2 separate regions of the Homo sapiens genome follow, and region 1 is linked to region 2. The links are chromatin loops, found by intact Hi-C in ENCODE. Cell type or tissue: heart right ventricle. All regions are shown on one strand. Each heading gives the region's core, and the rest is flanking DNA. Links, peaks and the distances in the headings are about the cores only. Region 1 has its middle 120 kb from the start of FGF3. Region 2 overlaps ANO1 (anoctamin 1).

Region 1 (5,372 bases), core at 278-5,277, 150 kb after region 2:
GCTTTTGCTCTGCTTATTTTTCCAGGGTCACCACCTGTGTCTGAGCTCTGCCATGGCTCCCCCTCACTGGCTGTCCCTGGCCTTTGCTCTGCTGATTTTTCCAAGGTCACCGCCTGTGGACGGGGGTACCCTGAGCTGACGATGCTGCCCAGGCAGTGGTCCTGGGCCATGGGGCCCTGCCATGGCTTCCCCCAATGAGTCAGCCCTCCTTCGGCCGACTCCTATGCACCCCTTTGCCGTAAAGGCCTTTTGCTTTTCTGCCCGGCTCCAGACAGGCACTGTGCACTCAGCCCTGCCGTTCCCACTCAACCCTAACCACTTGGCCTGAGAAGGAGCCTCCGGCTCCTGTGTTGAGTGGGTGGGGAGGTAGCAGCCCAGCCAGGGCCTCGGTAGGCAGAGCTTGACATCCGGACAGGACCCTTGCTCTCTCCCTCCCTCCTTCCTGCTATCTGGGGTCTGCGGAGCTTCCCAGGGATTGGGTGGGCTGCTCAGGTCAGGGGTTCTTCATCAGGAAGAAGTTGCCCCCTGGGGACTTTGGCTATGTCTGGAGATACTTTTGGTTGTCACAACTTGGGTGGTACCATTGGCATGTAGTGGGGAGAGGCCGGGACAGCCCCCTACAACTAAGATGGTTCCAGCCCCAAGTGTTAGTAGTGCTAAGGGTGAGAAGCCCCACCCCCAGGGAGCCCAGCCCAGTCTCGGGCGGCTTGGTCTTGGGATTCCTGTGATTCCCCTGCACTCACATTGGCCCCTCTGGGGCTGAGAGCAGGAGTCCACTATTTTTCCATCTTTTGTAAAAATTTGCTGTGGAAAACAGTGTGGAGATTCCTTAAAGAACTAGAAGTAGAAAGACCATTTGACCCAGCAATCCCACTGCTGGGTATCTACCCAGAGGAAAAGAAGTCATTATATGAGAAAGATACCTGCACACGCATGTTTACAGCAGCACAATTCACAATTGCAAAAATGTGCAAGCAGCCCAAATGCCCGTCAATCAATGAGCGGATAAAGAAACTGTGGGATATATATACGATGGAATACTACTGAGCCATGAAAAGGAATGAAGCAATGGCATTTATAGCAACCTGGATGAGACTGGAGACTATTATTCTAAGTGAAGTAACTCAGGAATGGAAAACTAAACATCGTGTGTTCTCACTCATGAGTGGGAGCTAAGCTATGAGGATGCAAAGGCATAAGAATGATACAATGGACTTTGGGGACTCGGGGGAAAGGGTAGGAAGGGGGTGAGGGATAAAAGACTACAAGTTGGGTGCAGTGTATACTGCTTGGGTGATGGGTGCACCAAAAACTCACAAATCATCGCTAAGGAACTTACTCATGTAAGCAAACACCACCTGTTCCCCAATAACCTATGGAAATAAAAAAATTAAAAACAAAACAAAACGATACGAAGATGTATTGTTTTTACCGATCACACAACCAGGAAATAAAAACTAAAAAAACAAAAAATACCAGCATCACCTAGGACTGGTGGGAGTATAAGGGAAACAGATACTGCTCGATATTGCTTGGGCTACATAATCCTTGGAATCTAATTTGGCCACGCCTAATAAAAATAAGCACGTTTTAAAATCTCAAATCCCACTTTGGAGAAATACATATTGAAGCATTTTATGTAGTGACAAAAAACAACCTCAACATTCACAAACAGGAGAAATGATTGAATAGATTCTGGACATCCATAAACAAAAAATTTGTGGTGGGCAGTGGCTGAGCTTTAGGAATACTAAGGAGAATATAAATTGAAGCGTGCAGGAAGAGCTCATGTCAGGGGGACAGAGTCAAGACCAGGGGCAGCTGCAGCCTAGTGTGGTCCCTGCTGTCATGGGGGCGACAGGGGGCAGCTTCCTCCCACTTTGGGCAGGTTCCTAAGCAGAAGTTCCACCTGCCCAGTGGACACAGGCTTTGGGGTGGATGGAAGACAACCCAGGGAGAAGGGCCAGGTGCGTGTGCAGGCTCCGAGGAAGCACCTGCGGAGAATGGGAAAGATTTGCCCTGGAGCCCCTCAGACCAGGCACAGCCAGGGAGGGGATGGGCAGTGACCGCTCTTCTGAGTTCCCTTGTCCTTCCTTGGGTGCTCTGGGTCCCCAGCTCACATTCATCCGGCTTTTGTACTTCATTATCTCTGGGGGAAGAATGTTGGTGGCAGCCAGACCATCAACGCAAGCTTTAAACATAAGAAATGGCAAATCCTGGGGTCACTGCCCATGAAAGAGAACATTCCCCATTCTCGCACTGTGGCCGGAAATACGCCAGGGATGGCCACGCTAACGAGCCTGGGAGTCTGCCCAGCGCCCAGGCCTCGGCTATCCACGGGCTCTCCCAGAACTGAGTGACCCCTTCTCACAGCACACAGGCCAGGGGGTGTGGGTGGTGCCAGGGGAGGTGGGGAGCCACGCGCTGCCTCGGACCCTGGGCACCCAAGGGTCCGGCGAACCCCCAGAGGGCCTGGCTGGAGGATGGGCGCTTTGCAGCTGTGTCCCCTCCCTCTGCTGTGCAGCCTCTCCAAACTTGGTTCCTGCATTTCCCAAAGCGATAATATCCTAGCAACCTCTCCAAGCGGCTGAGTGCAGAGTTGTTTACGCTGGGTTGCAGGGAGTTGGGGAATGCAGCGAAGCTGGGGCTGTTCAGAACTTCCCAAAGTCCAGCCTGGGGCGGCGTGGGCTGGAAACAGACAGGCTGACGTTTTAGGGACGTGACATCTAAACTTTCAGCACACCCTGGGTGCTTGGGCCGGGGAGTCTGACTGTCTCTGCAGAGCCTGAAAATTCCCTGAGTCCATGAACACGGCTTTGAGGTTCCGCCTCCGCGGGCTCTAGGCCCTGAGAACCTCTACGGCTTTGAGCTCTGAGCTGCCACTGCCTCCCTGGGAAATGTGTGTGTTGAGGGATGCTTAAGGTAGCTCAGAAAAAGAAGCAAAAGCTCAGGAATATCCTTATGTGCAGTCTTTAAATCGGGGCCTGGCACATAGGAGGTGCTCCGTATTGGTTGAAGGAAAAGGAATGTGTGTGTTTAATAATGATGGTGATCAGAATTCTGACATGGTTCTTTTCTGTTGTTTTACTGTCATTACTATTTTGAAAAGATCCGGGGATAATGTCAAAAAAAAAAAAAAAGGAGCAAAAAAATCTGAAACCATCAGTCATCTGAAAGTCACATCCATCCTTGAAAGTTAAAATAAAGCAGAGATAGGACAGAGGCCGGGTGGAGACCAGGTCCCTAGGGAACGCCACAGCATGATGACATCACCCACCCCACCCCATGGGGGACTCTAACGTCCAATTAGCTCCATAATATATTCAGTGTTTTACATTTGTTTTTGAATAGGTAGTGCCCATGCTTGAAATTCAAAAGATATAAAAGAGCAATTTAAGGCCGGGCGCGGTGGCTCACGCCTGTAATCCCAGCACTTTGGGAGGCCGAAGCGGGCGGATCACGAGGTCAGGAGTTTGAGACCAGCCTGACCAACATGGTGAAACCCCGTCTCTACTAAAAATACAAAAATTAGCCAGGTGTGATGGCGCTTGCCTGTAATCCCAGCTGCTTGGGAGGCTGAGGCAGGAGAATCATTTCAACCTGGGAGGCAGAGGTTGCAGTGAGCCGAGATCATGCCACTGCACTCCAGGCTGGGCGACAGAGCGAGACTCTGTCTCAGAAAAAAAAAAAAAAAAGAAAAGCAATTTAATAGAAAAGGGGAACAGAAGAAGGTGACCAGGGATCTCTGAGAAGGGTACGCCTGGGTGGCCGGTCAGCAGGTGAAATGCTCATTAGTAATTAGGGGAGGCGAATTCACACGACAAAGGCATTCCATTTTGTACCAAAAAGACGGACCAAAAAGACGGCTGAAAGGTCACGAGTCTGCCTTTATCAATGCCTGACAATAGTGCTGGGAAGCACCTGGAGATCCTACCTGCAGAGCGGGGTGGAGGGATCTGGGTCCATTGGAATCACACTTTGGAAGACAAATAGGTACCACTGGGCTGTAAGTAGCCACGTGGGCTGCGACCCAGTGAGTCCCCGGAGCACGCTGTCATGGCAAGGCTGTTCTCTGCTTGTAACAGCAAAATCTTGGGATTAACCAAGTGGGAGAAGGCTGGATACACAGCCGTGGTCATGCCGTTGGGGGTACTATGCAGCCAGGACGATGAGTGAATTACTGGTGCAGCCACAACTGGAATGAATGTCGGTAACAGGGGGTTAGGTTAAACAAAGCAAAACAAAAAACTAAACAACAGAAAAAAACACTTGGTAGGCCGGGCATGGTGGTTCATGCCTGTAATCCCAGCACTTTGGGAGGCCAAGGCCGGTGGATCACCTGAAGTCAGGAGTTCGAGACCAGCCTGGCCAACATGGTGAAACCCCATCTCTACTAAAAATACAAAAATTAGCCAGGTGTGGTGACATGCACCTGTAGTCCCAGCTACTCAGGAGGCTGAGGCAGGAGAATCGCTTGAACCTGGGAGGCGGAGACTCCAGTGTGCTGAGGGTGCCACTGCACTCCAGCCTGGGCAACAGGGCAAGACTTTGTCTCAAAAGAAATAAAATAAGAAGAAAGCACATGGTATATTTCCATGTATATACAATTCAAAAGTTTGCAATTAACTTTGCTGCCTAGGGATACAGATATACATGGGGTAACTACAAATGTTTCACTACCAGGTTGAACATTTAATGGACGGTTGGAGGCCCTTGGAGCTCTTTCTTTTCTACCTGGTGTGGTGGACTGGCAACGTTTGATGGGGTCCCTGAGTACCTGACGAGCAGAGAATGTCCACAAACCCTAGACAGACACGTACCCCAAGCCAGAAAAAACCCTTGCAGTTCTAAGCCACTGCAATTTGCGGGCTGTTTTGTGAGTGCTGCATAACCTACCCCAGATTCACTGGCGCTTGGTTTCATCAATTCATAAAAGCTCTTATTCATTAGAGAAATTAGCCCTCAATCTATGCTACGAGTGGCTTGTATTTTATATAGTTATTTTCTTTTGACATTGCAGAATCCCTTGCCATTAATATATGACAATTTTTGTATAGTCAAATTTATCCATTTTTGTGTCATGGATTTTATATATATATATATATATATGAAAAATTGACCCTTTTTTTCCTTTTCTTTCTATGGCTTTATTGAGTGATAACTTAAATATTATAAAATTAACCCATTTAAAGTACACATTCACAGAGTTGTAGAAAGTGACCAAAGTCTAATTTTAGGCAATTTCATCACCCCAAAAACACACCCCATAGCCCTTATAGTCACTCCCCATCTTCCCCTTTCTCTACCCCTAGGCAATCATTTATGCAATCTATTTTCTGCCTCTACAGATTTGCCTATTCTGCAATAAAGGG
Region 2 (5,372 bases), core at 162-5,161:
AGCATCCATGAAGATGGCGAACAGATGCTGCTGCGGGGACAGCCCCACCCACTACGGGGATGCATGTGGAGAACCAGCGGCGAGCCAGTGGGGTACAGACTTGAGCCCTGGGCAGCGACATGAAAGCAAACAGACTTTTATAGGGTTCCAATGTCCACGGCCTTCTCAGGATCTACCAAAGCCTGGGTCAGGTTCAACATCAGGGCAGTGTGGGCCTCAGCCGCCCCCCAGCACACACAGCCAAGAGTTTAGTGTGTGGCGTTCTCCGCAATGACCCCATGGACATAAATAATGTCCAGCAGGCTTTGAGGCTGGACTTCAAAAAGGCTAATGGGTCTTAGTTGCAAGAAAACATGTTGGCCATATCTTCTTTAGTCCCTTTAATGGGAACCCTGAAAGCTGACCCCATGGCTGTCAAAGGGAGGGAGAGAGAAGGGGAGGGAGAGGGAAAGAGATGGAGACAGAGAGGGAGGGAGAAGGAGAGAGAGAGGGGGAGAGAGAGAAAGTGAGAGGGGGTAGAGTGAAAAAGAGGGAGGTGGGAAGAGAGAGAGAGGGGGAAGAAAGGAGAGAGAGAAGAGAGAAAGGGAATGATAGAGAGGGAGAGGAGACAGAAGGGAGAGAGAGACAGAGAGAGGAAAAGAGAAAGGACAGAGAGACAGAGGGAGAGAGACAGAGAGAAGTGAGAGAGAGAGATAGAGAGGTAGAGGTGAATAAGAGGTGAGGAGGAGGACAGAGAGAAAGGGAGATCAAGAGGGAGAGAGAGAAGGAGGGAGAGAGAGAAGGAAGGCCCTGCCTCAGGGCCCTTCTCTTTTCCTGCCCTTTCCTGCCCTGCAGTGCTGTCCTGAGGTCTCTGGGCCCCTCCTGTAAACCCACTTTGAAGGCCGCCCTGTGGATCTGAGTGCCCATGCCTTCTTGACCCACCCCTGGGTCTCTCTTTGGGACATGGCTCCGACCTCAACAGGCTCTTGGCTCTCTGGAGCCGGCCCTGGGGTCTTGGTCTGGGGTCACCCTTGGGGTACCACACAGTGCTCCAGGGGCTCATGTGGATACTGGGGGTCTTGCTCTGGGGAAGCCTCTCCTGGCTTGTGCAAAAGGCCCTTCCCACACTCCTCACATCTCAAAGCATGGTCTGGGAAGGACCAGAGCCTCAGCCACCCCAGGTGCTGGGTCCCCCAGACCAGCTGAGCCAGAGCCTGCATTTTGACAAGACCCCCAGGAGTTCCTGTGTGCATCCTGGGTCCTGCAGCAAGGCAGACCAGGCCAAAGCTGGAAGCTGTCACTCCCCCAGACCTTCCCTGGCCCTCAGCCATGACCCTGCCCCATGCTGCTACCCGCGTGCTCCAGCCTGCCCCATCCAAGGCAGCCAACTCCAGGATTACCTGCCCAGTGCAGCATCTCAGCTACTGGAGTGGGCTGAGTGGTGTCCCCTACAAAGATATGTTCAAGTCCTAACTCCTGGCACTTATCAATGTGATCTCACTTGGAAACAGGGTCTTTGCAGATGTAACCGAGTTAAGATAAAGTCGTAGGGGTGGGCCCCAAATAGAATGACTGGTGTCCTTACAAGAAGAAGACACACAACAGAGACACACAACAGAGAGGGCCGAGTGACCACAGAGGCTGAGATTAGAGTGATGCGGCCACTAGCCAAGGAACACTTGGAGACCCAGGAGCTGGTAAAGGCAGGAAGGATCCTCCCCTGGAGTCTTAGAGGGAGCGCGGCCCTGCTGGCACCTTGATTGTGCACTTCTCACCTCCAAAGCTATGACAGCATCCATCTGTGTTGTTTTAAGCCCCCAGCCTGTGCAGGTGCAGGGCATGACATAGCTGTTATCCGATCTCCAAGAACTGGCCCCGTTGTGCACTCAGCCAAGCCCATCTGCCAGGTTGTCACAAGATGTCTCAACACAATGAACCTCCCGACTCAGTGAGGAGGCACGCACGGGGCATAGGGGTTGCTCACTCCTGTGTGGGGCTCGCAGCACACTTTGCCCAGGAGTGACACAGTGTGTCCCACCCACCGGCGCCCCAGGAACAAAGGCCAGGTCACACCTGCACAGCCAGTGGCCTCCATGACTGCTGCACAGTCCTGGCCACAGCAGATGGTCCCAGAGGTGGCTGGCACCCCTCAGGGGACCGTCTTGCTCATCTGTCCCCCTTTCTCTCCCTCCATGTCCTCTTCTCCCTCTGCCTCCTCATCCAGCCTTCAGTGCAGGGATTCTCAACTGGGGGTGGTTTTGCCCCCCACGTACACTGGCAATGTCTGGGGACATTTCTGGTTTGCTTTCACAACTTGGGGAGGGAGGTGCTACTGGCCAGGTAGAGGCCGGGGATGCTGTTAAATATCACCTGCTTCAAAGCAACCAGTCATAATTTTGGGGGTGGGTGTCATAGACAGTGTGAGAATCTGATAGACTCTGTGGATTTTTCTCCCCAGGAAAGCTCACATAAGCCCTGAATTTTGCTTCCAGTTGGGTAAGATTGTGCAACTGGACTCTCTTGGAGGTGATCTTATTTTCAAAATCGCAAACCCTTTGCTCGTTGTAATCTGAGCACCCCTCCGGGAAAGGTTCATTCCCAAGAGTGCTTCTTCCCCCTGAAATGAACACGGCAGCAGCTCTGTCTGCTAACCACGCTGGCAGGGGCCCACACACACTTCAGACGCTGCGTGTGCCCAAGCAGCCTTTTAATAGATTCTGGCTCTGCCCCTCTCCAGGAGAACAGGCCGCCCAAACCATCGCTCCTTCCAACAGCCCTAGGGGCTGGTGCAGCTCAGATGAGAGCTCTGGGGTTTCCAGGAAGCCTTCATAAAACAGCTTATGATTTGAGAGGCTCCAGCAGGGATGTGGGAACATCTCAACTTCAGCCCTTTGAAAACTTGAATGGACGTTTCTACCCCACAATCACGGTTTCATCTTAAACATGGCCAGATCAACTGCTGAAAAGCCTCTTTTAGCCCTTGAGCCAAGTTACCAGTGAAAAGTTGGGGTCATTTCACTGGTTAAAAACTAGATCATTTTGGTGACAGTAACCAATGTCCTTATGTTTTGCTTTTTAGCTCAAAGTCATGATAGAGAATATAAAATATTTAAAAAGATATTTATGAGATAGTATTTAATGAGACTTGGAAAGGGTCTTTTCTCGTCCTTCTTGCCGCTTCAGTATGAACAATAATATATGACACAATATCAGCCAAGCATCTGCCACAGGCCAGACTCTGAATTAAGCACTTTGCAAAGGTTACTTATGATAACTCAGTGATGCAAATACTCTTGCTATCTCCATTTTACAAATGGGGAAACTGAGGCCTAGCTTTTCCATCAGGATAAGTGGAGGGTCTGGGATCTGGCAGAAGTCAGTCAGAATTACTAGACCCCAGAAGTTCCTGTTGAGCGTTAAGATCTCAAAGTTGTAGTCAGGAAAGAATGAGGATGGAGTGTAAAATCCCCTGGGGAGGGGCCAGGCGCGGTGGCTCACGCCTGTAATCCCAGCACTTTGGGAGGCCAAGGCGGGCGGACCACGAGATCAGGAGATCGAGACCATCCTGGCTAACACAGTGAAACCCTGTCTCTACTAAAAATACAAAAAATTAGCTGGGCGTGACGGCGGGCGCCTGTAGTCCCGCTGAGGCAGGAGAAGGCGTGAACTCGGGAGGCGGAGCTTGCAGTGAGCCGAGATTGTGCCACTGCACTCCAGCCTGGGCAACAGAGTGAGATTCCGCCTCAAAACAAACAAACAAACAAACAAACAAACAAACAAACAAACAAACAAACCCTGGGGAACAGATGAGACACAAGGACCATGAAGCTCAAAATCCAGCTCTCTCGGCCTCAGCTCCCAGAGAGTGGCCTCGGCCGCCAAGCTTCCCTGATGGAGCCGATTCCTTCCTCCAGTTCTAAGTTGACATGCTGAAACAAACCCTGTATAGTAGCCGCATTGTTCTGAAAGCCACAGGGCTGGAGGGCAGGACCGTGCGAAAACCCATCAGGAATCCACTGCTCGCCTGTTCCAAGTGTCTAAGACAAAGTCGGGCAGGACACTGTTCCCTGGCAGCTGCCCCCAAAGGCAGGGAGAAAGTCTCTGAATCCTTGTCAGGATCAAACTTTGCTTCCTGATCATCAAAACTTGTAAGGCTCCTCACCTGCCCTCAAAACTCCAGAGGGACCCATCTGGGTGGCCGAACTCACAATCTCCTGCCGGGTGGCCAGACCTCAGGAAGGTGAAAGGAGACCCAGACAGATGCCCCAGGTTCAACAAGACCCTTTGACTCACTAGGCCAAGGTCCAGGGAGGCCCCATGGAGCACGTTCCATTGATTTCAAGGAAAGTCATATCTACTTGTCACAAAACAGAGGCGTTTCCACTCCAGGTTCCCTAATTAACCTGCTTTTTGGTCTAAATACTCCGAGGACATTCTTATCACTGGACCAAAAGCATTTAAGGACATGGTGGTGCCTGTGGATGAAATTTCAAACCAAAGCCAACGTTCATTTTCAACATCCACTGGGGACTCCATGGTTTCTAAGTTAACCTGCCGACAACTTTTTCTGTTTTCGATGTGTTTTAGAGACTTTGTCGATTCTTGGGTAATCCGCACAGTGATGGCTCTGTAGGCTGGGGCCCTTCACCCAATATTCATGGAAGGAAGGGTTCCCGTGCACAGAGAGGTTAAGATGACAGCCAGAGAGCACACAGCAGCCAGCAGAGCCGCTGAAGGAAGCACCGCTGTGCTAGGGCTGCTAAAGTCATTCTCTCTGCACACAGCTGCACCCTCGGCCCCGCAGCAGCCAGGCACTCGAGGGGGGTCGACCTTTTGTTCTCTTTTGAAATCTTTCTTCTAGGAAGATTCGTAGGCTTTGCTAGGGAGCAGGGCTTCAGAGCACAGTGTTACAGAGCCACGGACTTCAGAGCACCAACGACTCCCAGGGCTCAGCTGGACCCACATCTCACTCTACAGACGAGAAACTGAGGCCCAGAGAAGGGCCGACCCCATCCAGGAAGACTCCCAGGAGAGCTTTGTCCTCCCTCCCCCGATTGGCAAATCTTCCCAGGAAAGGAGCTGACCAGAAGCAGGCGATGCTCTGACTCTGAAGGTCATGGCTGTGAAGGCCAGACCCTCTCCCAGAGCAGACATGGCCAGAGGAGCAGGTCAGGGCTCCCTAACTCTGTTCAAAAGCAATTTCTACCCCACCTTAACAAGAACAGTGTTTTTGTCTGCTGCCCTGTCTTCTTCTTCTTTTTTTTTTTTTTTTTTTTTGAGGCAGAGTCTCACTCTGTCGCCAGGCTGGCGTGCAGTGGCGTGATGTCCGCTCACTGCAACCTCTGCCTCCTGGGTTCAAGTGATTTTCCTGCCTCAGCCTCCCGAGTAGGGGG

What was found. A loop is a pair of places that touch in the nucleus more often than their neighbours do. Peaks named below come from ENCODE experiments on the same cell type or tissue, not always from the same donor. Only the 100,000 strongest peaks of a DNase experiment are listed, where the experiment ranks them.
Region 1: it touches region 2 in a loop (2.3-fold over the local background); 8 of 110 quality-filtered maps call a loop at or near these places.

What each region holds. Positions count from the first base shown.
Region 1 is chr11:69,937,035-69,942,406 of GRCh38, reverse strand. No RefSeq gene overlaps it. Among named protein-coding and RNA genes, the nearest start is that of FGF3, 120 kb to the right of the region's middle. In heart right ventricle, for the core only: no CTCF peak of the experiment used is centred there; DNase peaks (open chromatin) are centred at 2,286 and 2,656; H3K4me3 peaks cover 1,077 bases; H3K27ac peaks cover 3,557 bases.
Region 2 is chr11:70,088,392-70,093,763 of GRCh38, reverse strand. The region is part of intron 2 of ANO1 (anoctamin 1); the gene reads right to left. Among named protein-coding and RNA genes, the nearest start is that of ANO1, 13 kb to the right of the region's middle. RefSeq lists an enhancer at 1-325 and silencers at 1,536-1,748, 3,935-4,105. In heart right ventricle, for the core only: no CTCF peak of the experiment used is centred there; a DNase peak (open chromatin) is centred at 2,662; H3K27ac peaks cover 1,792 bases.